2 separate regions of the Homo sapiens genome follow, and region 2 is linked to region 1. The links are chromatin contacts, found by Hi-C or POLR2A ChIA-PET in ENCODE. All regions are on one chromosome and are shown on one strand. The core of a region is the stretch at or near the end of the contact, and the rest is flanking DNA. Distances in the headings are between cores, read along the strand shown.

Region 1 (6,147 bases), core at 1,125-3,624:
TGAGCCCATATCTAGTTCTAAGACCAAGCACGTGACCCAAGCCTGGCCAATCAGCAAAGGGAAACTGGCTCATAGGGTGGGCATGCAGTCCAGAATGGACCAATGACACCCTTCCTTGGGATTTTTGTTGTTACTGTTTAAAAGCTTCTGCTGGGGGAGGCTAAGCTGGTGGGATAGAACTTGGGAGCTGCTAGGGCCATTTCTACTCCCACAAGGAGAAAGCAGGTGAAGCCAGCAAGAAATAGGGTGGGGTGGGGAGAAAGGCAGCAGGATGGGGAGACCCAGACCCCTAATGACATAATTTGGGTACCTAGATCTAGCCATGCCTGAATGCAACACAGCCCTGGACTTTTACTCCATTTTATTCAAATATTCAGTTTGAGTTAGGCTTCTGTCACCAATACCTCCCAAAATGCATCCCCTCTAGGGTGCACCTGCTCCTGCTTCTCTCTGGTTGTTTTGTAACACTAGACTTTCTTTCTGGGAATTTACTTGTCCTGTGTCCCATACCCTCAACGCACCCCTCTTCTTTTATTGCTAAAGTGCCTGCCATACCATATGACAAGGGTACAGGCTGTCCTTTCTAACCCAGGAGCCAAGTGCCAGCCTTGTCCCTGCTATTGCTCCAGCAAAGTGGGCATACCCCACACTTCACAGAGTCTAGCTCTACCTGGAGACTGGATGATCCACTCTCATCACTGGAGAGTGGATGATCCCTGAGGCCAAGAAGGTACCCACCTGTCAATGGGGTGGATAATGATGGGGATGGTCAACAGCCCAAGCGCGGTGGTGGTCCACTTGCGGACAGCCAGGGGCCAGCGGGTGGCAGTGCCCAGGACATAGAGAGAGGCAGCACACACGCGGTTGATGGTGAAGCCCGGAATGGCCACAGAGGCTAGAGCCTGCCATACAAAGGTGTCCACCACAGCCACAGTCACCCTGGCGCTGCGGCCTGCTTCAGGGCTGGGCACCTGGTGGGCGCAGAGACACTTAATCCAGCTGGGGCAGAGGCAGAAAATCCTGCGACAAGGGGCACGAGGCTAGACCGGGAGGGGCAAGTGGCCAGTGGACTTGTCCGCACCCAGGAGTGGGGTACAGTCTGCCACATCCAGTTCGGGGAGTGGGAGTGTGGGGGCAGGGGTACACTGTCCTACAAACAGGACTGTCTATGGACTGCACTAGGCAAGGTTGTAGGGACTGGAGTGTCCCACAGGGACTTTATCACATGCAAGGCTGTGGACTGAACCACACAAGAAGAGAGCTAGGGTTGGGGGTTGGAAAATAGGCTAACACTCACCTCTCCAGCCTTCTTGCCTTTGTCAATGGCATCCGCCAGCACGTAGGAGCTGGCCACGCCATAGCTCAGCCACACCACCGCCGCTGGCACAAGAGAGCGGAAAGCCTCGCCCACCTCATTGGCATAGCCTGGGGGAGGGAACATTTAATTCCTAGGCTCGCAACTGTTCCACGAGGGGGCGTTGGAGCAGGCTGGTTCTCATCCTAGCCAGCTAAGCAGTCCCTGGGTGACCTTAGGCAAGTGACTTGACCTCTCTGAGCCTCCCTTTCCGAGATGTAAACTGGTGCCATGATGCCCACCTCGGACTCGGGCCACTGAGGGCGGACTGAGCACTGAGTCACTGTTACCATTGCTTATTGGTTAGATTTCCTGGTCTTGGTCCCAGGAGTAACTGCACTAATGAGGTGACAGGCACCCAGAGGGGCAGAGTGATCGAGGGCAGCGCCACTGACCAGACGCTCGCCAAGTGCCAGGGCTTTCTGCGCTTTATCCCATTCCACCCTCGCAACCACCACCCAATGAGAGAGGCCCTCGTGTGTATCTCGTTTGTTTTTTGTTTTGTTTTTGTTTTTTTGCCGAGGAGGAAACTGAGGTTCAGACAGAGCCAGTGCGTGTCAGGACCGAAATGGGAGTGGAGATCCCGACTCCACAGCCAGCCAGAGCGCATGCCAGAGCGGGCAGCCCGCTCACCCCATGGGAGCTTCCGCCCTGGGCGACCCACCAGGGTAGTGTGACCTTGGGCAAGTCCCTAGCCCTGTCTGAGCCCAGTCTCCGGCCCAAAAGCAGAATGAGAACTAAGATCATCCCGCCTCCTCCAGGCCCCGGGCGGGCGTCCGGCGACCCCTGCTTCTCCAGCCCAGTGGTGGTGGGGTCGCCGCGCCCGTCGCCCCGCGCTCACCCAGGTATCGCACCCACGTGTCCCGGTAGAGATCGCGCTCTGCGCCCCGCGGCTGCGGCTCTGACATGACTCTCCCGCCACGGCCCCGGCCACTACAGCCGGTACTGGCTCCACTGCAGTCTCCGCCGCCGGCACTTGGGTCTGCCCGGCCGGGACCCGCCGAAAGTCCCGCGCCGAAGGACAGGTCAGGAAATCTCCGCCAGCAGGGAGCGTCTGCAAATTCCCCCCGCGCACCGAAGCCCCTCTCCCAGGCTCGGGTTTTACAGACTGGTTTTCGTCACGTTTTCTCTGAGCTGTTGGCGCTAATCGCTCCCAGGACTGAGTGTAGGTTTTGGAGCCAAAGAGACAGGGGATCAAGTTGGGGGATGCTACACTGCAAAGCTTGTGACCTCGGGCTTATCCAGCATCTCTTTATTCATTTGTAAAAACGAGGGAGGGACACAGGCTGGGCCCGTTGGCTCACGCCTGTGATCCCAGCACTTTGGGAGGCCGGAGGCGGGAAGATCTCTTGAGCCCAAGGGTTCGAGAACAGCCTGGACAACATAGCGAGACCTCGTCTCTACTAAAAAAAAAAAAAAAAAATTAATGTAATAAATAAAATGGGGAACACAATAGTGTCCACTCCCTAGGATGGTTCCGAGGATTAATTATAACAGTCACCATTTATTGAGTTTATTGCCAGTCTACATGTTCGCTAAAGGACTCTCCATGTCTTACACCTGAAACCCTCCCACCAGCCTGGGAGCCCGTTTTACAGGTGAGAAAATGGAGGCACAGAGAAGGTGGGTCATTTTCCCAGAACACACAGCTGCTAAGTGGTGAAGTTGTGATTTGAATCCAAACAGTGTGGATCCAGATCCCGTGCTCTTAATGCGAGCTCTAAATGAGGCTAGAGGAGTGAACGGTGAGCCCCTGGGAGGTAGGTGCCTGGACTCTGGAGTCCCTTCTCAGCAGTCGCCATGTATAACTAGGAAGCACTCGCATTTAACTGGATCAGTATGTCCCCAGACTGAGCTTCTTGGGGACAGGATGTTGGATGAATTAATTAACGAATGAATGAATCGGGCAAGGGAGACAGAGTTGGGGTTAGTGATTACAACAGGAGGAAGCCTTCCCCCGCTGGACCTCAGTTCACCCAGGTGAGCAATGTGTGCACTTCACTAAGTCTCTGTGACTCCTTGGCGGGTATAATTGAGCGGCGTTGGAGACAATCCTGGGTTCAAATCCTAGCTGTGCCGCCTACTGGCTGTTAGCCTCCCTGAGCCCCAGTTCCCACGTCTGCAAAAAAAATGAGAGTAGCCAACATTGACGAGCACTTACTTATACCAAGCTCTTAAGCGCTTTGCACGGCTTATTTCCTTTAATCTTTGCAACAACCCAAAGTGTAATAGTAAGCACAGGGTTTTTGCGTGATACCCGGTAGGCCTTATTAAGAATTAGCTCTTATTTTCATCAAAGGTAGAGAAAATGAGTAACTATTGAGGCCCCCGCTGGCTCCCTACGGAGGCCCCCGCTTTCAGCCCTAGGCGCCTCTGTCTTGTAGGGCTGTATAGGACAGTCCGGTCAGCAGTTACCTCAAGCTGAGCTGGGCTTGTAGGTTGGGGAGGGTGGTGGGTGGGAGAAAAGTTGATGGGGAACGCAGCGGTTCCCACCCCCTGAAACACCGGCAATGCTGGCGTGGAATTATTAGACAGTCCCTAAAACCACGTGATCGCTGCTCCTCCGCCTCCCTCTCATTCTGGGCCCAGTGCTAGCTCCGCAGGCGCTCGCCCGGACTCACACTTGGCTCGCACGGGCTACGCGGCACGTACTGAGCAGCTGGCGGGGCAGGGTCTCCGCCGTCACTGTGAAGGCCGTGGGGAGCATCCTTAGTGCCCTGATCAAAGATGGCGGAAGACAACCCACCAGCTGGACCAATCAGAAGGCAAGCTGGGCGTGGCCCCTTGGGAAAGCTCACGCTAGAGAGCCGAGGAGGATTTCTGCGCATGCGCCCTATCTATTGGCGTGAAACGGCTGCTGGGTCCGGGTCCCTGACGCCGTCTGAGTTTGGGCCTCTTGAGTGAGAGGCAGCGAGGAGCCTAGCGGTGGGCATTGAATTTCACTCCCTGCGCACTGAACGTTGCTTTATTCATTGGTTAATTTTCCTAACAGCGTTGTAAACCCAGGCCGGGATGTCCTGAGCGTTCTGGCAGAGGCCCGTGCAGCCTCGGCCCCTTCCGGTCCGCGCTAGCCTGGCCTTTGCCCTGAGCTCCCTCAGCTTCGCAAGATGAGCTTCCCAGACGGGGCCGGGGCCTGGCTCTGAGGGAAAGGCGTTCCCGCCAGGTCTGGGGCCGCCTTCCCATGTTCTCTAAAGCCCAGCACCTGTGGTTCGTTGGCGGGGCTCGTGGGATTGGGGTAAGGGCTGTGGTTTCGAGGCCGTCTGTGGCCGCCCCCAGCCCCTAGTCTGCGAGACGCCGGCCCCGCCTTTGGGCGGCCTCCTGCCTGGGGGGCCTCCAGGCCTGGCTACGCCGACCGGCACCTGAACTCCCTGCACGCGTTGCATGCCTCCCACAGAGATGGGACTGCTTAGTAAGACCTTGCTCAGGTCAGTCAGGAAGCGGGTTGGCGGGCACCGCGGGACACTCAGACTGGCAAACACCCTCTCCGAGTGCTGCTCTCTTGATCCCACTTAGCATTTTTGTCTCGGGGTTGCTCACATGGAGGACTGCTTGGTGAGAGGCCGGTAGCACTGAAAAGGGCACTGGACGATCTGCTTTTAGCATTCACTCCCACCCCCAACCTCCCTGGCCCTCCCTGCAGCTGCGATCCCTGTGGGTCATTTCCCTGGCGCTTTGTTTGCATGGAGAACAGCGGGTGGGTACCCGAAGTCCCAGGAAGCTCTGAGTCACTGACAATCATTAGTAATCAAAGAGGCAGGCCGTGTGGCCCAGGAGTTGCCAAAGTCTCAAAGTGAGGGAGAGGCCAGCCTGTCTACCGAGTGGGAAGATGTGTGCTGACTCAGGCCACCTCCTGAGACCTGGGAAAAGCCAAAAGCTACCCCAGCCTCAGTGCTAAAATGTTTGGAAGAGTTTCTGATCCCCACCGTAACTCTAGCAACCAGCTACCCTGCTACTCCTCATTGCGATCTAAACTTATGTGTTCATTTAGGAGCAAGTTTCTCCCCGGCAGCTGACTTCCCTGAAGTGTTAAGTCCCAATCTTTCACCCTTTTCTAATTTTTTTCCCTGCTGCCACCCTGTGGTACATGCCCCCCGCCACCCCCAGCTTCGCTGTCCCTGGACAGGTGAAGTTGGCACAGTTTACAGGACAGACAGATCCTATCACGATGGCCAGCCAGCTCCTGGGGACTCCTTAGGTATTTGATAGACACGGAGACCCACTGCAGTCGCTCTTCCTCTGCCTAACTGAAATGAAAGCTCCTGAGGTCTGTCCTCCAGCCCAGTTTCTTTGGGCTTCAGGGTTGTGCGAAAATGACTGCTACAAGGGGTAGAAATTGACAGGGAGACACTGAGGGGGCCAGGCCTGCTATAGGAGAAGGTGTTATTTCGGGGTGCCTGCCCCCAGCTGTTTCATCTTCTCTTCTGAGGCTTTGTCTGGAAGCAGGACCTCCACAGTGAAATTGACCTTCTTGGCATGAATGAAGCTGTAGGTGTTGTCAAACCGCAGGACATCTGAGGGAAGGCAGAAACCAGACAGACATTCAGGCAGTTCTGGCAAAGGGCTTGGGGACAGTGATTTTTGTTGATGTTTAGTGACTGAGCAAGGCAGTGTGGCAGGTCATGGGGATGAAGGTAGCCTAGGTAATGATCCTTGACCTTCTGAAACTTAATCTAGCGGGGTTGACAAGACATTCATGGAGAGAAAAAAATAGGCAGAACATGCCAAGTGCCAGATGAGTGACAGAGACCATCTCGTCTGTACCAGCTTGGAAGAAGAGGGCCTGGTAGACTGAA
Region 2 (6,147 bases), core at 1,322-3,821, 320 kb after region 1:
TTACAGATGCCCGCCTCAATGCCCGGCTAATTTTTGTATTTTCAGTAGAGATGGGGTTTTGCCATGTTGGCTAGGCTGGTCGTGAACTCCTGACCTCAAGTGATCCTCCCATCTTGGCCTCCCAAAGTGCTGGAATTACAGGCATGAGCCACTGTGCCCAGCCTGTAGTATTTTCTTTTTCTTTCTTTCTTTCTTTCTTTTTTTTTTTTTTTTTGACAGAGTCTTGCTCTGTCACCAGGCTGGAGTACAGTAGCGTGATCTTGGCTCACTGCAACCTCCTCCTCCCGGGTTCAAGCGATTCTCCTGCCTCAGCCTCCTGAGTAGCTGGGATTACACGCATGCACCACCACGCCCAGCTAATTTTTGTATTTTTAGTAGAGACAGGGTTTCACCATGTTGGCCAGGATGGTCTCGATCTTCTGACCTTGTGATCCACCCACCTCGGCCTCCCAAAGTGTTGGGATTACAGGCGTGAACCACTGCCCTGGCCCCGTCCTGTATTTTCAATCCACCTTTGGTTGCAGATGTGGAAGCCACAGATACAGAGGGCCAACTGTATTTATTGAAAATAATCCATATATAAGTGGACCTGTGAAGCTCAAACCCATGTTGTTCAAAGGTCAACTGTACTTTTTTCCAGGAAGGTCAAAATTAATTTTATGCTAAAAGTATATTATATGAGGCCGGGTGCGGTGGTTCACGCCTGTAATCCTAGCACTTTGGGAGGCCAAGGTGGGTAGACTGCCTGAGCTCAGGAGTTTGGGATCAGCCTGGGAAACATGGTGAAACTCTGTCTCTACTAAAATACAAAAAATTAGCCAGGCATGGCGGCTTGTGCCTGTAATCCCAGCTACTTGGGAGGCTGAAACAGGAGAATTGCTTGAACCTGGGAGGCAGAGGTTGCAGTGAGCTGAGATCACGCCATTGCACTCCAGCCTGGGCGACAGAGCGAGATTCCATCTCAAAAAAAAAAAAAAAAAAAAGTATATGCTCACAATTCGATAGCAATTTTTTTGCATTATAAAGGGGAATTTCCTAGATATCTGAAAACTGATTCTTTCCTATAATTTTTTCTTTTTTTCTCTCCATTTCTGAAAGACTAGCATTTTTTAATTGATATATAATAGTTGTACATATTTTGGGGGTACATGTGATATTTTGATACCTGTATATAATGTGTAATGAGTTCAACTGTATTTTAAATCATTTCTAGATTACTTATAATACTTAATACCATGTAAATGCTATATAAATACTTGTCACACTGTATTTTTTATTTGTATTATTTTTATTGTTGTACTGTTATTTTTTCTAAATATTTTCCAGTTGGTTGAATCTGTGGATGTAGAATGCTCTGATACATGGAGGGCCAACTGTACTAACTATTCACTCATTCAAGTGAGAGTCCATTACGTACACAGGGCTCTGCTAGAGACGAGAGGGACACAAAAAAGATAACTATCCCTACCCTTAAAAAGTTATATTCTAGTTCTGGAGGCAAAAGGTATACAAAATAATTCATTATTACTAAATAATTAAATATGCAACAAGTACCTCAAAAAGTGTCCCATTTGAAACTAATCTACTAAAGTAAAAACATCTTATATGTCTATAAAGTCCTTGTCCTCTCTACATATACACTACTATGAACAGATTATCTCTGCTTGAAAGAGTAACATATAGAGATAGAAATATAATCAAGCCAATGATAATTGTTTTTAAAAACTAGAATACAAATCAGAAAATTTCAGGCCAGTCACAGTGGTTCTTGCCTGTAATCCCAGCACTTTGGGAGCCCAAGGTGGGCAGATCATTTGAACCCAGGAGTTCAAAGCCAGCCTGGGAAACATGGTAAGATGCCATCTCTACAAAAAGTAAATAATTAGCTAGGCATAGTGGTGCACACTTGTGGTCCTAGCTACTTGGGAGGCTGAGGCAGGAGGATTGTTTGAGGCCTGGAAGTTGAGGCTGCAGTGAGCTGTGATTGTGCCAATGCACTCCAGCCTAAGCAACAGAGTGAAACCCTATAAGAAAGAAAGAGAGGGCCGGGCATGGTGGCTCACGCCTGTAATCCCAGCACTTTGGGAGTCTGAGGCCGGAGGATCACAAGGTCAGGAGTTTGAGACCAGCATGGCCGACATGGTGAAACCCCGTCTCTACTAAAAATACAAAAAATTAGCCAGGTGTAGTGGCAGGCACCTGTAATCCCAGCTACTCGGGAGGCTGAGGCAGGAGAATCACTTGAACCCGGGAGGCAGAGGTTGCAGTGAGCCAAGACCACGCCACTGCACTCCAGCCTGGGCAACAGAGAGAGACTCCAAAAAAAAAAAAGAAGAAAGGAAGGAAGGAGGGAGGGAAGGAGGAAAGGAAAGAAAGGAAGGAAAGAGAGAAAGGAAGAAAAAGAAGAAAGGAAGGAAGGAAGGAAAGAAGGAGGGAGGGAGAGAAAGAGAGAGCGAGAGAAAGAAAGAGAAAAGAAAAAAAATTTCAGAACCATAATTTCATATCAAAGGACTAAAACTTTACTGCCACTGTGTGGCCATTTTGATTACTGCATATAAACTCATACATTACTTAATTGAGTTCATTTATTTATGCATTCATTCAAAAATAGACATGGTCCCAATCTCAGGGAACATTTAGACTAGCAGGGGAGAACAACGTTAAACAACAAAAAAATAGCAAAGATAGCTACATCATTAACATTGTGTTCATTGCTATGAAGAAGCAGCATGGGATGCTATGAGAACATGAAATAAAGGGACCATCTAGGCTAGGGAGGAGGGTGTCAGGGAGGGAAGTATTTACTTCCCTAGGGAAGTAAATATTTAAGCTGAGACTTGACAGATAAATTGGAGTTAGCCAGGCAAGGTGTATGGGGCAGGGGAGAGAAGTTTCCAGGCAAGAGGAACAATATATGCAAAGGTAAAAGGAGCTTGGCATGTTCTAGATTCTTTGTGTGGCTTGAACATGGGAATGACAGTGATGCCCTGGACAGGAAGATAGGGATCATACAGGCCTTGCAGACCATGTGAAGGACCCTGAACTTTATTTTAAAAGCTGTGGAAAATTTTTAGGCAAAAGAATGACATGATCAGACTTGGGTTTCTGAAAGTATGCAGTGTGGACAGTGGGTTGGAATGGTGAGGGATTGAGAATGCGAATAAGGAAACAAGCTAGATAGCTATATACAATATAGTCTCTTTTTTTACAATAATTATCTGCAACACTGATATGTACTTATTTTGAAGAATTCAAGCATAATATAAAGTACAAAATAAGTATAAAAATCACCCAAAATTGAAACCCCATCTCTACTTTAAAAATACAAAAATTAGCAAGGCATGGTGGCACGTGCCTGTAGTCCCAGCTACTTGGGAGGCTGAGGCAGAAGAATTGCTTGAACTCGGGAGGCAGAGGTTGCAGTGAGCCGAGATCACACCACTGCACTCCAGCCTGGGCAATAGAGCGAGACTCCGTCTCAAAAAAAAAAAAAATCACACAAAATTTCATAACTAGAAATAATCATGCTCTTACAGGGGAACACCTTTCAAGATCTCTAGATACTCAAATCTGATTTTACTCAAACTATTTTCATTTATTTATTTATTTATTTATTTGAGATGAAGTTTCGCTCTGTCGCCCAGGCTGGAGTGCAGTGGCATGGTCTCAGCTCACTGCAACCTCTGCCTCCTAGGCTCAAGCAATTCTCCTGCCTCAGCCTCTCGAGTAGCAGGGATTATAGGCACCAGCCACCATACTCAGCTAATTTTTTGTATTTATAGCAGAGACAGGGTGTCACCATGTTGCCCAGGCCGGTCTCAAACTCCTGGGTTCAAGAGATCCACCCGTCTCAGCCTCCCAAAGTGCTGGGATTACAGGTGTGAGCCACTGTGTTCGGCCTCAAACTACTTTTAAAACATATCATACCAGCTACAAGATCACCTGAGGAAAGTTATAAAAGATTAACAACTGAAAAACAATATAAATACTATTTACTTAAGAGACTAAGTCATCTATCTAAAATTTTGTCTTTTGATCTCTCCAAAACAAGCTATTTTGACTGAGTCAGTCATACAGGTAGACATTTAGTAAAATAAATTTATCAAACTAGCTAGATACTCTTTGTACATTATACTGCTATTTTAGTACATGTAATACTTATAATTTTTTATTTAAGAAGTGACCCTATTATATTATGACCTCCCTGGGAGTGGAATCACATTTTACTCTCATTATTATCTCATCCAATGCTTAGGCACAGTGTCTGGCACAGATTAAATAGCCAATGTATAAAGAATGAATGTTTAACACATACATAGTATTTGTTATGTGCCAGGCATTGTTCTAACCATTTTAGATCAGTGGTTTTCAAATTATGGTCCCTAGACCAGCAGTCAAGAGCATCTCTTATAATTTGTCTGAAATGCAAATTCTTACATCAGAAATTTTGAGGTGAGGCTTCACAACATGTGTTTTAACAAGTCCTCCAGGTGATTCTGATGCAAGCTAAAGTTTGAGAACCACTGCTTTAGATTATTAACTCATTTAATTATCAAATATCCTTAACAAGTGGATTCTATTATTATCCCCATCTTATATGCAAAGAAACTAAGGTACCAAAAGGTAGGTTACGTGCCAAAGGTCACACAGGTGTTAAGTGACAGAACTGGGATTCTTCAGACCATCTGACTCCAAAACTTGAAGTTCTAACTATATTGTACTGCCCCTCAATGAGGAACAGTCAGGAAATGCTGCTAAATGAATGGATGAAGGGGAATGAGTGAGCACTGTTCAGTATAACAGTGATGGCCGTCTCCCCCTCTCAATCTGTCCAAATATTCAGGGCCTCCAAAGCTCAGAGGCTATTTTCTCTCAAAAGATTTCTCTCATGTTTCTCACAGGGTATAGTGCCTCCTTTCCCATACTTCCCATTGCATATGATCATTATCTGTCTTTTGGCATGCATCACTTTCTAATGAGCATTATAGGGGTGATTGAAATATCTCTGATATTTTTACATAAAAATATCAAATTGATATAAAAAAATCAATATATAGTCTGGGTGAAGTGGTTCATGCCTGTAATCCCAGCATGTTGGGAGGCTGAGTTGGGCAGATCACTTGAGGTCAGGAGTTCGAGAGAAGCCTAGCCAACATGGTGAAACCCCATCTCTACTAAAAATACAAAAATTAGCCGAGTGTGGTGGTGCATTTCTGTAATCTCAGCTACTTAGGAGGCTGAGGCAGCAGCATCGCTTGAACCTGGGAGGCGGAGGTTGCAGTGAGCCAAGTTTGCGCCACTGCACTCCAGCCTGGGCAACAGAGTAAGACTCTGCCACACACTCACAAAAAAATTAATAAATAAACATGTAAAGCCCAATATGACATAGATACTGGCCAATCAGAAAGGATGCCAATTTGGCTCTAGAGCTGGCCTCCTGGAAGCAACGTTCGGACTAGATATTAACCCTTTGGTTACTGGATTTTGGAGTGTTCTGGAGAGATCCCAAAAGAGACACTGTAAGGTGATGGGGAGGATATTGATGGGGAGCCACATGAGGTCTCAGAAAAGTAGCTATTCACCATTCAATACAGAAATATTTCAATATTTTAAGAGCAGATACAGCTGAGTCAGTATGTAACAGCTGATCATCAGCCCTGCATATGAATTCACTTATCTTCTGCCATGGTTACAAGCTCTTTCCCACTTCTGTTTTATCTTTGTATCCCTAGGTCCCTCTGGTCAGTGTTGAATAAATCATAAGTAACAAATGTGCAGTGGAAATAGAAATGTATGAATTTGCTAAATAATCCAGTGTAAGGCTTCCTGACCTCAAGATTTCTTAAAGGAACAGGAATTGAGGAGTAAAAAGAAGACATAGATGGAGAAAGTGGGGAAAAGCAGTGGCGGAAATTTCAAATACTTACAGGCCTTGGCTGTCACTGGAGAGCAGCAGCCATGGTTCTGCTTTATCCTACAGCCATGGGCCTCAACAAGGGCCACAAGGTGACCAAGAATGTGAGCAAGCCCAGGCCCAGCTGCCATCGCAGGTGCCTGACCAAACACACCAAGTTCATGCGGGATATGATCTGAGAGGTGTGTGGCTTCACCCTGTATGGGCAGCATCCCATGGAGTAGCTCAAGGTC

The links. Hi-C counts contacts between places; a loop is a spot of excess contacts on that map. ChIA-PET counts read pairs that join two places held with the same protein, here RNA polymerase II (POLR2A). Pooled maps may share reads with other maps.
Region 2: a loop to region 1 is called in a pooled map, with 4 times the contacts of the local background. The contact joins the enhancer-like site here to the promoter of MTFP1 in region 1. A Hi-C loop is called at or near these places in 7 of 50 pooled maps. POLR2A ChIA-PET finds 5 or more read pairs at or near these places in 5 of 52 experiments (GM12878, MCF 10A, PC-3 and 2 more).

Annotation. Positions count from the first base shown.
Region 1 is chr22:30,421,995-30,428,141 of GRCh38, reverse strand. It overlaps MTFP1 (mitochondrial fission process 1), which reads right to left and starts at 2,374. Exons shown (of 4, transcript NM_016498.5): 1 at 2,196-2,374; 2 at 1,298-1,425; 3 at 739-971. The coding sequence starts at 2,262. It overlaps SEC14L2 (SEC14 like lipid binding 2), which reads right to left. Exons shown (of 12, transcript NM_012429.5): 12 at 2,839-5,865. The coding sequence ends at 5,735. RefSeq lists enhancers at 995-1,555, 1,556-2,114, 5,710-6,147 and a silencer at 3,732-3,841.
Region 2 is chr22:30,105,220-30,111,366 of GRCh38, reverse strand. The region is part of intron 5 of HORMAD2 (HORMA domain containing 2); the gene reads right to left. It also overlaps the pseudogene RPL36P17. Among named protein-coding and RNA genes, the nearest start is that of HORMAD2, 28 kb to the right of the region's middle. Within about 2 kb of position 2,571, at least 3 of the 41 ENCODE cell types and tissues checked have a DNase peak (open chromatin) inside an H3K27ac peak, as active enhancers do; they include PC-3, where a contact is called at or near this core.